Regions from separate parts of the Homo sapiens genome. Here region 2 is linked to region 1. A link is a contact called in ENCODE Hi-C data. All regions are on one chromosome and are shown on one strand. Each heading gives the region's core, a stretch centred on a gene start or an enhancer-like site at or near the end of the contact. The rest is flanking DNA. Distances are from core to core; before and after follow the strand shown.

Region 1 (5,613 bases), core at 1,523-4,022:
TCTGTACATCATAGAACATTATCAAGGAGCAAAAAAGGCAACCTATAGGAGAAAATATCTGCATATCATGGATCTGGACAAGGGTCTAATTTCTAAAATATATAAAGAACTCTAATAAATCAACAAAAAAACAAGCAATCCAATAAAAAATGAGCAAAGAACTTGAATAAACATTTCTCCAAAGATACACAAATAGCCAATAAGCATATGAAAAGATGTTCCACATTATTAATCATTAGGGAAATGCAAATGTAATCCATAATGAGGTATCATGTCACTCCCGGTAGGATGCCTCCTCAAAAAGTTAAACAAAGATTTCCACATGACTCAGCAATTCCATTCCTAGTATACAGCCAAAAGAAATGAAAACAGGTACTCAAAAAAATACTTCTGCACAAATATTCATAGCAGCAGTACTCATAATAGCCAAAAGGTGGATACAGCCCAAATGTTCATCAATGGATAAATAAACAAACTGTGATATTTCCATGCAATGGAATGTTATTCAGTCATAAAAGGGGATGAAGTACTGATGCGTGCAATCACGATGATCCTCGAAAACACCATGCTAAGTGAAAGACGCCAAACACAAGGATCCATAACATACTTTGAGTCTATTTATAGGACATATCCTGATTAGATAAATCCATAGAGATGGTAAAAAGTTGGTAGTTGTCAGGAGCTGAGGGTTGGGAGAAATGGGAAATTGTTCCACGGGCATAGAGTTTGTGACATGAAAAGCATTCTAGAAATTGCACAGAAATGTGTTTGTATTAACACTACTGAACTATACACTTAAAAATGGTTAAGATGGTAAATTTTGTTATGTTTTTTACAATAAAAAAATCCCATCCACGAATGGCTGGTCCCAGAGATCAGGCAGTCCAACCACTTGTTTTACATACACATGGGGAACTGAAGCCCAAATAAGGTTAGCTATTTGCCCAAAATCACAGTTGGTCAGAGGCAGCGGTGGGAGCAGTCACAACTTCTACTGCAAGTCTAATGCTCTTTCTACTTAATAAACCCTCCTGTTGGCATAAGCCTCTGAAGCTCAGAAACTGAAAATTTCTTTTTAATTGTAAAAAGAAAAAGAACTTAGATAATGTGCAATTAAAGAAAAAATACGCTGCCTGGCTGGAGGAAGGGAAATGCAGAGTAACTGCTTAATGGGCACAGAGTGTTCTGAGGTGATTAAAATGTTGAGTAACTTGATAGATGTGGTACTTACAAAACATTGTGAATGTACTAAGTGCCACTGAATTGTACTTTCTAAAATGTTAATTGTATGATATTTGAATTTCATGTCTATTTAAAAAAATACATCTAAATTTATCTCAACTTTTAATCCAAATTTTTTTTCTTTTTCTTTTTTTGAGATGGAGTCTCACTCTGTCACCCAGGCTAGAGTGCAGTGGCACAATCTCGGCTCACTGCAACCTCCACTTCCGGGGTCAAGCGATTCTCTTGCCTCAGCCTCCCGGGTAGCTGGGATTACAGGCGCCCGCCATCATGCCCAGCTAATTTTTCGTATTTTTAGTAGAGATGGGGTTTCACCATGTTGGACAGGCTGGTTTCGAACTGACCTCAGGTGATCCTGACCTCAGGTGATCCATCCGCCTCAGCCTCTCAAAGTGCTGGGATTACAGGTGTGAACTACCACGCCTGGCCTTAATCCAAATTTTCTGACTCATACATTCCCATCTTATTTTTCAGCTATGGGTGTTTTATCTGTTTCAATGTAAATATACATAGAGAACAAAGGTAGAAACTCGAAAGGTCCAAAAAGCACGCATTTTGGAATTAATTCCCATTCCTTCCCAATCTGCCTCTCCAAATGCTGCCAATGGTCCTAGTTATCCATTCTTCCAGAAATGAATATGAATGTTTTCAATCTACTTGCTTAGGAATCTGTATACATTCTCAATCAGAATTCTTAAATTCTGAAATTTTTCTTTTTCTCATTCTCTCTACTTTTTCATTTTTATTTTTGAGATGGAGTCTCGCTCTGTCACCCAGGCTGGAGTGCAGAGGCACGATCTCGGCTCATTGCAACCTCCACCTCCTGGGCTCAAGTGATTCTCTGCCTCAGCCTCCAGAGTAGCTAGGACTACAGGGAAACCCCTTTTAGATAATTAAATCTATCTGGGTCTTCTCACTACTATGTCATCCTCTTTAAATATTTTCTGTCTTTTTTGTGTGTTCTGTTGCTCATTTCTTCGTAGTTAATATTCCTGTCAATTCAATTCAGTCTGCTGTTTAACCGTTAGACCATTTATGTTTGAATTTTAATGTTCTTATTTCTAGAAGTTCTTCAGAAGCTTTTAAATTATGCCTGTCTTTTTTTTCTTTGGTGTCTTTTTCCTTCAATTCCTTCTTTTCTCTTTATACACTTCATATACACTTACAAATATCTTTACTGACATCATTATGTAAATAATTGTTTGTAATCACTTTCAGACTTGTCCATGATATCCTTAATTGTTGCAGTGCTATTTTCTGGTTGTGTCTATTCACCTTCATTGGTGTGATTTGTAATTTAATTGTGAGGTCATCTTCTTTGGAAACAGTTTTGCCTCTGGACACTGACCAAGGAACTGTGAAAATGTCCCCGGGAGTTTTCTTTCCGTTCCTGATCAATTATCATGTATGTTCTTCGGTTTGGGATTCCTGTACCAAGTAGATGGTACAAATTTATGTTATAGCGCCATCTACATATGAGATGGAAGAATACCAAACAGGCTGGGCACCGTGGCTCATGCTTGTAATCCCAGCAGTTTGGGAGGTCAAATCGGGATGAGGCCAAATCAGGATGAGCTCAGGAGTTTGAGAGCAGCCTGGGCAACAAAATAGACACTGTCTCTACTAAAAAAAAAAAAATTGTTTTTTTATTAGACAGGTATGGTGGTGAGCAACTATAGTCCCAGGTAGTGGGGAGGCTGAGGTGGAAGGATTCCCTGAGCCCAGGAGTTTGAGGCTGCAGTGAGCTATGATTGTGCTGCTGCACTCTGTCCTGGGCAACCGAGTGAGACCCTGTCTCCAAAAAAAGAAAAAGAAAAGATTAGTTTACAGAATAATTAAGAACACTGGTAGCATTTGATGTGAATTTCTATTTTTCATAGGTCTCCCCTCTTATCCACAGTCTTCTGCACACAGGTAAAATTCCTTGCAGCTTTCACTGGCTAGAGCACTGAGGTCTCTCTTTTCACGGATAGTTCAGTTTTTTGACACAGGCTAAGTTCTAGCTCCCCTCTCTACCTAGTTCTAAGGCTTTCTGTCCTTGCATGGACATTAAAACTAGCATCAACTCCTCAACCAATATGTGGTCTAAAATCCCAGAGTATAAGTTCCTGTTTTGGCTTTGAGTTATCTCTGCTTATTATCTGGAGGTTAACCTTTCTTTCCTTAAAGCTTAGACACGTATTGGAAAAAACTTTTATTATATTCCACATTTCAGTTTGTTGGTGTGGGACAGCCATTCCACAGGGGCTTATTACCCCACTATGTTACCCAAAGCTCCTCAATATAGTTTTTAAAACAAGTAAACCATTGTATTTTAGAGTAATCTTAGGCATGCCAGACAAACTGTTGACAACCAAGTAAGTATCCAAACCAGTGGAAAGAATCTCAAGATGTACACATAATTATTACCACATAATTCTCCTTAATTCATTCAAACACTTATTATTCAGTATTAGACACTTCCAGTAGAATGTGATATCTAGCACTTGTTCATAGTACTAGGTATATAGTGCTAGTTAGCACATTCTAATGGAAGAAAAGAGAGTATCAAGAAGCCTGACTAACTAGGATAAAGGTATTGCCATAAACAAGAGTGGAAGTTGGATAAAGAAATTAGAATTTGCAGGACAGAAATGATCTGTTCATGTTTCAACATGCTAACCGTAAGCATTTCAGAAAACATGCAAGTGACTATATCCAGGTGCTGTAACACTGTATTCCAATGATCTGGAATTAATCAGCTCAGCAGTATTAACTTTAACAATTAATAAAGAATATATGCCACAGTGATAATTTAAAAATATCCAATTTCACCAAATAAAAAATTTATACAAGGTAACTTACTACAGGTTCTTCTCTGAGTAAAAACAGATCCTCTAAGATACCAGGGGTCCCCAACCACTGAGCCACAGATCAATATCAGTCCATGGCCTTTTAGGAACCTGGCCACACAGCAGGAGGTGAGTGGCAGGCGAGCAAGCAAAGCTTCATCTGTATTTACAGCCGCTCCCTCACTGCTCGCATTACCACCTGAGCTCTGGCTCCTGTCAGCAGCATTAGATTTCTCACAGGGCCATGAACCCTACTGTGAACTGTGCATGCAAGGGATCTAGGTTGAGCGTTCGTTATGAGAATCTAATGCCTGATGATCTGCCCTGTCTCCCATCACCCCCAGATGGGACAGTTGAGTTGCAGGAAAACAAGCTCAGGGCTCCCACTGATTCTACATTATGGTGAGTTGTATAACTATTTCATTATATATTTTAATGTAATAATAATAGAAATAGAGTGCACAATAAATGTAATGTGCTTGAATCATTCCAAACTTCCCCAGCCCCACCCCCGCACCAGTTCATGGAAAAACTGTCTTCCATGAAACCAATCCCTGATGCCAAAAAGGTTGGGGACTGCTGCTCTAAGAAACCTGGGATTACAAAGGCATACTCCAACACTTACCAAAAGCTCTTTACAATAAGTAACGGGAAATTTCTGCATTAAACCTATTTCTGTGAAAGGAATGATAGATCTAGCTATTTGGGGATTAATTTCTGATGTTATGGGAAATGGAACTAAAAGTATTTTTTAAGTGATAACTGTCACAATATAATCTGCATCTGATATAAAAGTTGCAGGGATATAGCAAAGCACAATACAAATGAAAAAAATAGGTAGTTTCTCAATAAACCTTAATCTCATTTTAACCACTAGAGGGCTACCTTGACATTTGATTTCTGATTCCTTAGCCACTCTTTTTTTTTTTTTTTGGAGACAGAGTCTCACCTAGGCTGGAATGAAGTGAGGTGATCTCAGCTCACTGCAACCTCCGCCTCCTAGGTTCAAGCGATTCTCCTGCCTCAGCCTCCCAAGTAGCTGGGGTTACAGGTGCACGCCACCATGCCCGGCTAATTTTTGTACTTTTAGTAGAGACGGGGTTTCACCACGTTGGCCAGGCTGGTCTCGAACTCCTGACCTCAGGTGATCCAACCTCAGGTGATCCGCCTGCCCCGGCCTCCCAAAGTGCTGGGATTACAGGCATGAGCCACCACACTCGGCCATAACTTCTCATTTCAATACTTACCAAGAAATAATTATCAAATCACTTTATATACTAGAGGACTTTGTGGGCAAGGAAATATGCTAATACAGTAACAGTTGGAAGGACTGTTCCCTTCTTAGGCTGAACAACCAAAGTGAAACTGGTAGACCTGAAATTTAAAAAATCAAATTCTCTCATACTTCTTGGTCAGCTTTTGTAATACTGATGAACTTACGTTTTAAGTGTTCCAGACGTCATAAGTTCAGTCACCAAAACAATGCACTTCTTTCCTTTTACTGTGGATTCCCAGGAATCATAAAATCTAACAATATTGG
Region 2 (5,613 bases), core at 1,097-3,596, 360 kb after region 1:
TTAATTTGTGCACAAGATCCCACTGGCTAAACAAAATGATGGCTACACTGGGAGGAGGTGTCGCCTCCCAGGCCCCCACCCACACACACTCCAAAGGAGCTCATCCATTTGGGCCTGAGTGGCCATGGCGGGGGAGAATAGATTCACTCTCTGTCTTTCAGAAGGAAGAACAAGGCCCAGAGGAGGGAAGAATTCACTATGGGCGGCAGATTTTGGTCATCAGAGGAAGGGGCTCTGCTGCTTGGAGTCGTGGCCCCGGGGTGGAAGCTATGGCTTCCTGGTGATGTGCTGAGCTCTCTGGCCCTGGAAACGCTTGCGTGCAGATCAGTCTTCGTATCCAGACTGAAAGACACCTTGGAGATCATTTGGACCAAAGGCCTCATTTTCACCTGAGAAGCTGTCGTTTTTCCCTTGATTCCCCCGCTAGTTAGTGGCAGAGCCAGTCTCCTCTAACTCACAGCCGGAATGATTTCCATCACCACAGAAAGGTTAGGCCATAAATATACATTTCCAACCTGAACCAGCTCAGCGACTGTCCCTAGTAATTCTCTCTCTTTGGCCACAAGAGAAGGCACAGCACCACACCCAACTCTGGGTAGAGAAGCTGACACGACGACAGGTCAGAGTCAGAGTATCTTCTCAGCTGCTTGCTCAGCCACTCTGTCCGAGTTTCCCCAAAGCGGGAGGAAAGTGAAGGCATGGGAGGCCACGTGCCAGAACTTTGAACCTCGGCTCCCCGGGCTTGCGTTGGGCACCTGGTAGTAACGGGAGTTTCTCCATTTCTTTTCCCAACTATTACAGGATCTTTTACGGCCCCTGTCACTGTCAGTTTTACTTTGTTAGGCCCATCCACAGTACGTTGAAAACCACCTCGCACAGCCATACCTATTGATGTAAAAAGGCAAAGAGACCACGCTCTCCTGTTTTCCTAGGAGGAAACTGAGGCACGGAAATATTAAGTGGCTTTGGCTAAGTTAAAAACAGAAGTAGGAATCTACCTGCTGCCCGGTCCACTGTGCTGTCCATCATCTCCTTAAACTGGGGAGTTTGGTAGATTTGCTCAGGGTTCAGAAAAGTGGCAGAAGGGGCGGCCCGAACAGGAGAAAGAGGGCGCAGCGAGGAGGTGGGAGATTCAAAGAGCCGAGGACGGAGGCTGGGAGAGGAGCGACGTATGGGAAGCGGGGAAGAGACGGGACTCTCCGAGGTATGGTAAAAAAGAACCCCCCTAGAAGATGCAGCAGGAGAGGAAACGGAGTGAGCCAAACAGAAGGCGGTGGGCAAAGTTTGGGCTGCGCGGACTGGAGCGCGCGCCTGGGTGTGGACGGCCGAGGGCATCCCGCACCCGAATCCCTAGCTCGCGCGTGGACCCCACGGACCTCCTCCCCGGGAACCGCAAGCCCGGAGCGGCTGGAGGGGCCCGGTCTCCGCCAGCGTCTCGGCGGGACGGGCGGGGAGCCTCTCTCCGGGTCGCTCTCCGAGGGGAGACGCGAGGAGCCCCCAGGGTGCCCCGGACCCACGTGGCCGGCGGGCAGGCCCGGGCTCGGGAATTCTGCGCTCGGCCCCGCGGCTTCCCCCGCCCGCAGCTCTCCCCGAGTACGCGCGGGGCGACGCCGGGCACCTGAGGGAGAAATGGGTGGGAAATCGGGTCTGAGGATGGGATGAGAGGCGGGTCCCCCCAACGCAGGAGCCGCCGCCGCCGCCCACCCCCGCGCCCTTCGCCTCCCCTGGGTGCTACTTACTCCGGTTCAGGGGGTTCCCGCCGACCTGGGCCGACGCCACCAGTTCCAGATACAGAGTCCAGAGCCCCACAGACACCACGGCGAGCGCCAGCAGCAGCCGGAAGCGCCTCCGCAGCAGCTTCACCGGGCGCAGGAGCAGCGGGGGCCGCGCGGCCCGGGGGCTCCCCATGGCGCTGCGCCGAGGCGGCCGCCGCCAGCGCGGGCTCCAACCCCCCGAGCCGCCGCCCCCCGGCCGGGCCCCGCGCCCAGGGCGCCCCGCGTCCCGGCCCAGCGTCTCAGGGCTGCGCCGAGGCCGTCTCTCCCGGCCGCTCTCCGGCGGGGCTCGGGCTCATGCTCCGGGCGCGAGGGGTCTCCGGGCTGCGCGGGCGCCCAGCAGGTCTCTCCGGGAGCCGAGCCCGGCTCCTCCTCCGCGCGTGTGTTCCGCGCCGGGCTCTCCTCCCCACGCCTCTCCCGTCGCAGGCTCGCTGCCGCCCTCCCTCCCTGCGCGCCCGCCCTCACTCGCTGCCCAGAAGGAGGCTTCCCCGGCGCCCGCCCGCCTGCCTCCGCCCGCGCCCCCGCCAGCCCCGGACCGGGCTCCGGGCTCTGGGCTCTCCTGCTCGCGGAACCTGGCCCGCCCCCGGCCCCGCCCCCGCCCCCGCCCCGGGCACAGGTGGGCTCCGCCCCCGAGAAGCCAGGGACGCGAAGAGGCCATTCGGCTTCCCTAGGGGAGCGAGAGGTGGGGCCAGAGAACTGGTGCCTGGTGCCTCCCCCGACTGGGAACGGGTGGGATGAGGAGGGGGCGAGTGATGATGCGGACTCTGGGTGACCGAGGGAAACCGAGTCACCACCCAGGCGCCTAACGGTGTGGTTTTAGGCAGAAGCGAAGTAGAGGCTGGTTTGGGCGACGCCCAAGGCTTTAGCCTCAGAGCCTTTCGTCGCCAACAGCAACGACCCGACTCCCTGCTTGACGAAACCAGTAGGCGTGAAATATCACGGGAGCCACTGGACGCTTAACGCAGACATAGCTTCGTTTTCCAGTTGAGATTTGAAGACCTTTCTTCCCAGCCTGAACCACATCTCCGAGAGGCGCTGGGGAAGTCGTACAGCCCCCACGGTGAACCCCAGCAAGCAGTTTTCCCCAGACTGGGCTGGAATGGCTGTTTGAAGAGAGTAGGTGTTTGAGGGTTCCGAAAAAGAATTTTAAAAAGAAAAGAAAAGTATTCACTCTTAGAGTTGAAAAGATCAGCAAGATAAGCCAGGCACAGTGGCTCACGGCTGTCGTCCCAGCACTTTGAGAGGCTGAGGCAAGAGGATCTCTTGATCTCTGGAGGTCAAGGCTGCAGTGAGCCGTGATTGCGTCAGTGCACTCCAGCCTGGGCAACACAGCAAGACCCTGTCTCAAAAAAAAAAAAATCAGTATTCCAGTCCTCTGCCTTCAGGCAGGTAAAGCATTATTATCTGATTTAAATTAGATAAAGTATCAAGGGGCAGAATAACTGCCCCAGGTCACTCAGCAAGTTATACTGCAGTTTTCTTTTCCATTATCTCTTCTGGGAAAAATGGTCAGGAGACTATGGGAAAAGTGAAGGATCAAAGTGTTCCTGGACATTTTAAAATCAAATGAATATCACACAAGTACTGTTCCAAGACAGAGGTTCTCACAGAATTGAGAACTATGTTTCCCTTCTCTCTGTTCTCACCTCAGTTGGATATTCAATAGTTTCTACAGGACTTTTCCTAATTAGCCTCCCCAACTCCAAGCTTCCCATCGCATCCTGTCCACTACCACCAGATGGTCTTCATAAAAAGCCAGGCATGGTGACACACACCTGTAGTCCTAACTTACTCGGGAGGCTGAGGTGGGAGGAGTGTAAGGTTGTAGTGAGCCACAATCATGCCACTGCACTCCAGCCTGGGTGACAGAGCAAGACCTTGTCTCAAAAAAAAAAAAAAAAAAAAAAAAATCCCGTATGTAGTCACACACCTGCTCAAAAATATTTAATGGCTTCCAATGCTTATTGATTAAGATACACACTGTAAATCCAGAATTCAGGGCCTTCCAGAACCTTTTCCAACTTTATGTGACCACATGAAACCTGCTCCAGCTAAAACGAGTTTATTCACTACCCTCCAACACATTTTCTTTTCTAGTTGGTCAACTTGTACCCTTTATCCAAGGTCCATTTCAGATTCTATAAAGCTTTCTTGGACCAGCCAAGTCCTAAGCAACTCCTTCCTTTCTGGAGCTTTAGTAGAACTTGCCATCTGTCTCACCATCTGATATGTTGGAACTTACTTGGAGTGTGTGAGTCTTGTTTTCCCAACCTCACTGTAAGGCTTCAAAAATGGGAGCTGCATTTCCAGTGGGTGGTACAATGTCCACTTAGCACTTAGGAAGGTTTGAGGATGGGGGTAGCACTTTGAGCAAACATCTTCCAGAACTTTCACTGCAGTTCTTTAGCAAAAAGGGTGAATCCAAAGGACAATTCTCTAATTGTAGCCCCTGGGAAAGGTCTCTGTGAAGTTCCAAAGCCACAGATTCCTGTACTTCTCATGTTCTTCTTTCTTTCCACAAGTCCAAGATAGGAGCAGCCAGTGTGTGCACGGCCTGTGCAAGCTCGGCTGAGTCAAGTGGGAAGTGACCGGGCCCTGTAAATAGAGTCCCTCTCTTACTAAGGGCAACCCAACTGGATTTTAGGTTGAGTCACTTTTAACACTTTGTCATGGAAACAGGTGGCAGCCTTGCCACAATTCTCTCCTCAAGACTGAGAAAGCTCATGCAATCACTTCGGTCAACCAAATGCTTGAAGCATCTATTATGTAGGAACTGGGAGAGATCTAAAACAAGAAGCATGCTGTTTAGTTGAGGAAAAAAGATAGTCCACAGGAAAAGAAATCTGACAGTTTAAAGGCCAAATTTATGGTCCAAAGAGATTAAGAAGAAGAAGGAGATCACCCTGTACCTCTTGATTTTTTATCCTCCTCTTATTTCTACTTTGTTTTTATAACTTGAGAAGATCATTACTTTTCCAGCTTATGGTGAGAGGTGCCAGGAGTCGAAGAGAAAAGAGGCCAGGACATTCTTGTGGCTCTCCTCTCTCCCTCTTCTGTTCCCTTCTCTTCTGTGGGTGACGCCTTGGCACTGAGATATCCCTCACATTCAGACCCCGCTTTCTCCACATCCCTTTTTGACTCCTGGTGATGTCACAGCAGGGGAAGATCTGAATTTTGAGACCCAAATTTCCCAAATAGCTGAGCTCCAGAACTAAGTATGTGGATTGAGGTATCATGGTGGCATAATATATTGTCACAAATGTCCATTCATTGTCAGTGTCAATTTGCCTGGCTACTCACCAGTTCTTCTGATGGTTTTCACTGTCCTTTCACCCTCCCACTTCAGCTACAGCACCTGACCCAGAATAGCCCAGGGTCACATTGTACAAATTGCACCCAAAAGGAAAAATATTTTCCACCATACACCTGCAATAATGGTAGAAGGGCCCGGTCTTTGCTTGGCCAGAATATCAGAGGCAGAGCAGGTCAAATCATAAAGTTTCTTCTCCCAAATTACAGAGGCATTGTAAGAGAGGTTGACCAAAGTTTTCTAAAATGGGCCAAGGTTAGCACAGGGACCAGAAAATTCTGGATTGTGGAGAATTCAGAAGGGAAGAGTTTAGTGACCTATAGGTATGGTCTGTTGTATGCAGACCAAGTCTTATTCTACTCTATAGGGATGTCAAAATATACTAAGTAACTCCAGTGACCCCTGTGCCACCCATCCTTTTTCCTAAAACCTGACACCTACATTATAAGGTAGCAACTTTGAGCTTAGAGAGCATTTTTACATCTATATTCCATGTGTTTTGTTTCTCACAACCATATGAGAACAACAGGG

Evidence for each region. A loop is a pair of places that touch in the nucleus more often than their neighbours do. Pooled maps may share reads with other maps.
Region 2: a loop to region 1 is called in a map of naive thymus-derived CD4-positive, alpha-beta T cell, with 4 times the contacts of the local background. The contact joins the promoter of B4GALNT3 here to the enhancer-like site in region 1. A Hi-C loop is called at or near these places in 3 of 168 maps with a recorded cell type or tissue (CD4-positive, alpha-beta memory T cell, ascending aorta and naive thymus-derived CD4-positive, alpha-beta T cell), 3 of 37 single-sample maps with no recorded cell type and 7 of 50 pooled maps.

The regions. Positions count from the first base shown.
Region 1 is chr12:813,715-819,327 of GRCh38, reverse strand. It overlaps WNK1 (WNK lysine deficient protein kinase 1), which reads right to left. Exons shown (of 28, transcript NM_018979.4): 2 at 5,514-5,613. Among named protein-coding and RNA genes, the nearest start is that of WNK1, 64 kb to the right of the region's middle. Within about 2 kb of position 2,772, at least 2 of the 41 ENCODE cell types and tissues checked have a DNase peak (open chromatin) inside an H3K27ac peak, as active enhancers do.
Region 2 is chr12:456,672-462,284 of GRCh38, reverse strand. B4GALNT3 (beta-1,4-N-acetyl-galactosaminyltransferase 3) reads right to left here and starts at 2,346. Exons shown (of 20, transcript NM_173593.4): 1 at 1,740-2,346. The coding sequence starts at 1,908. RefSeq lists an enhancer at 2,195-3,178.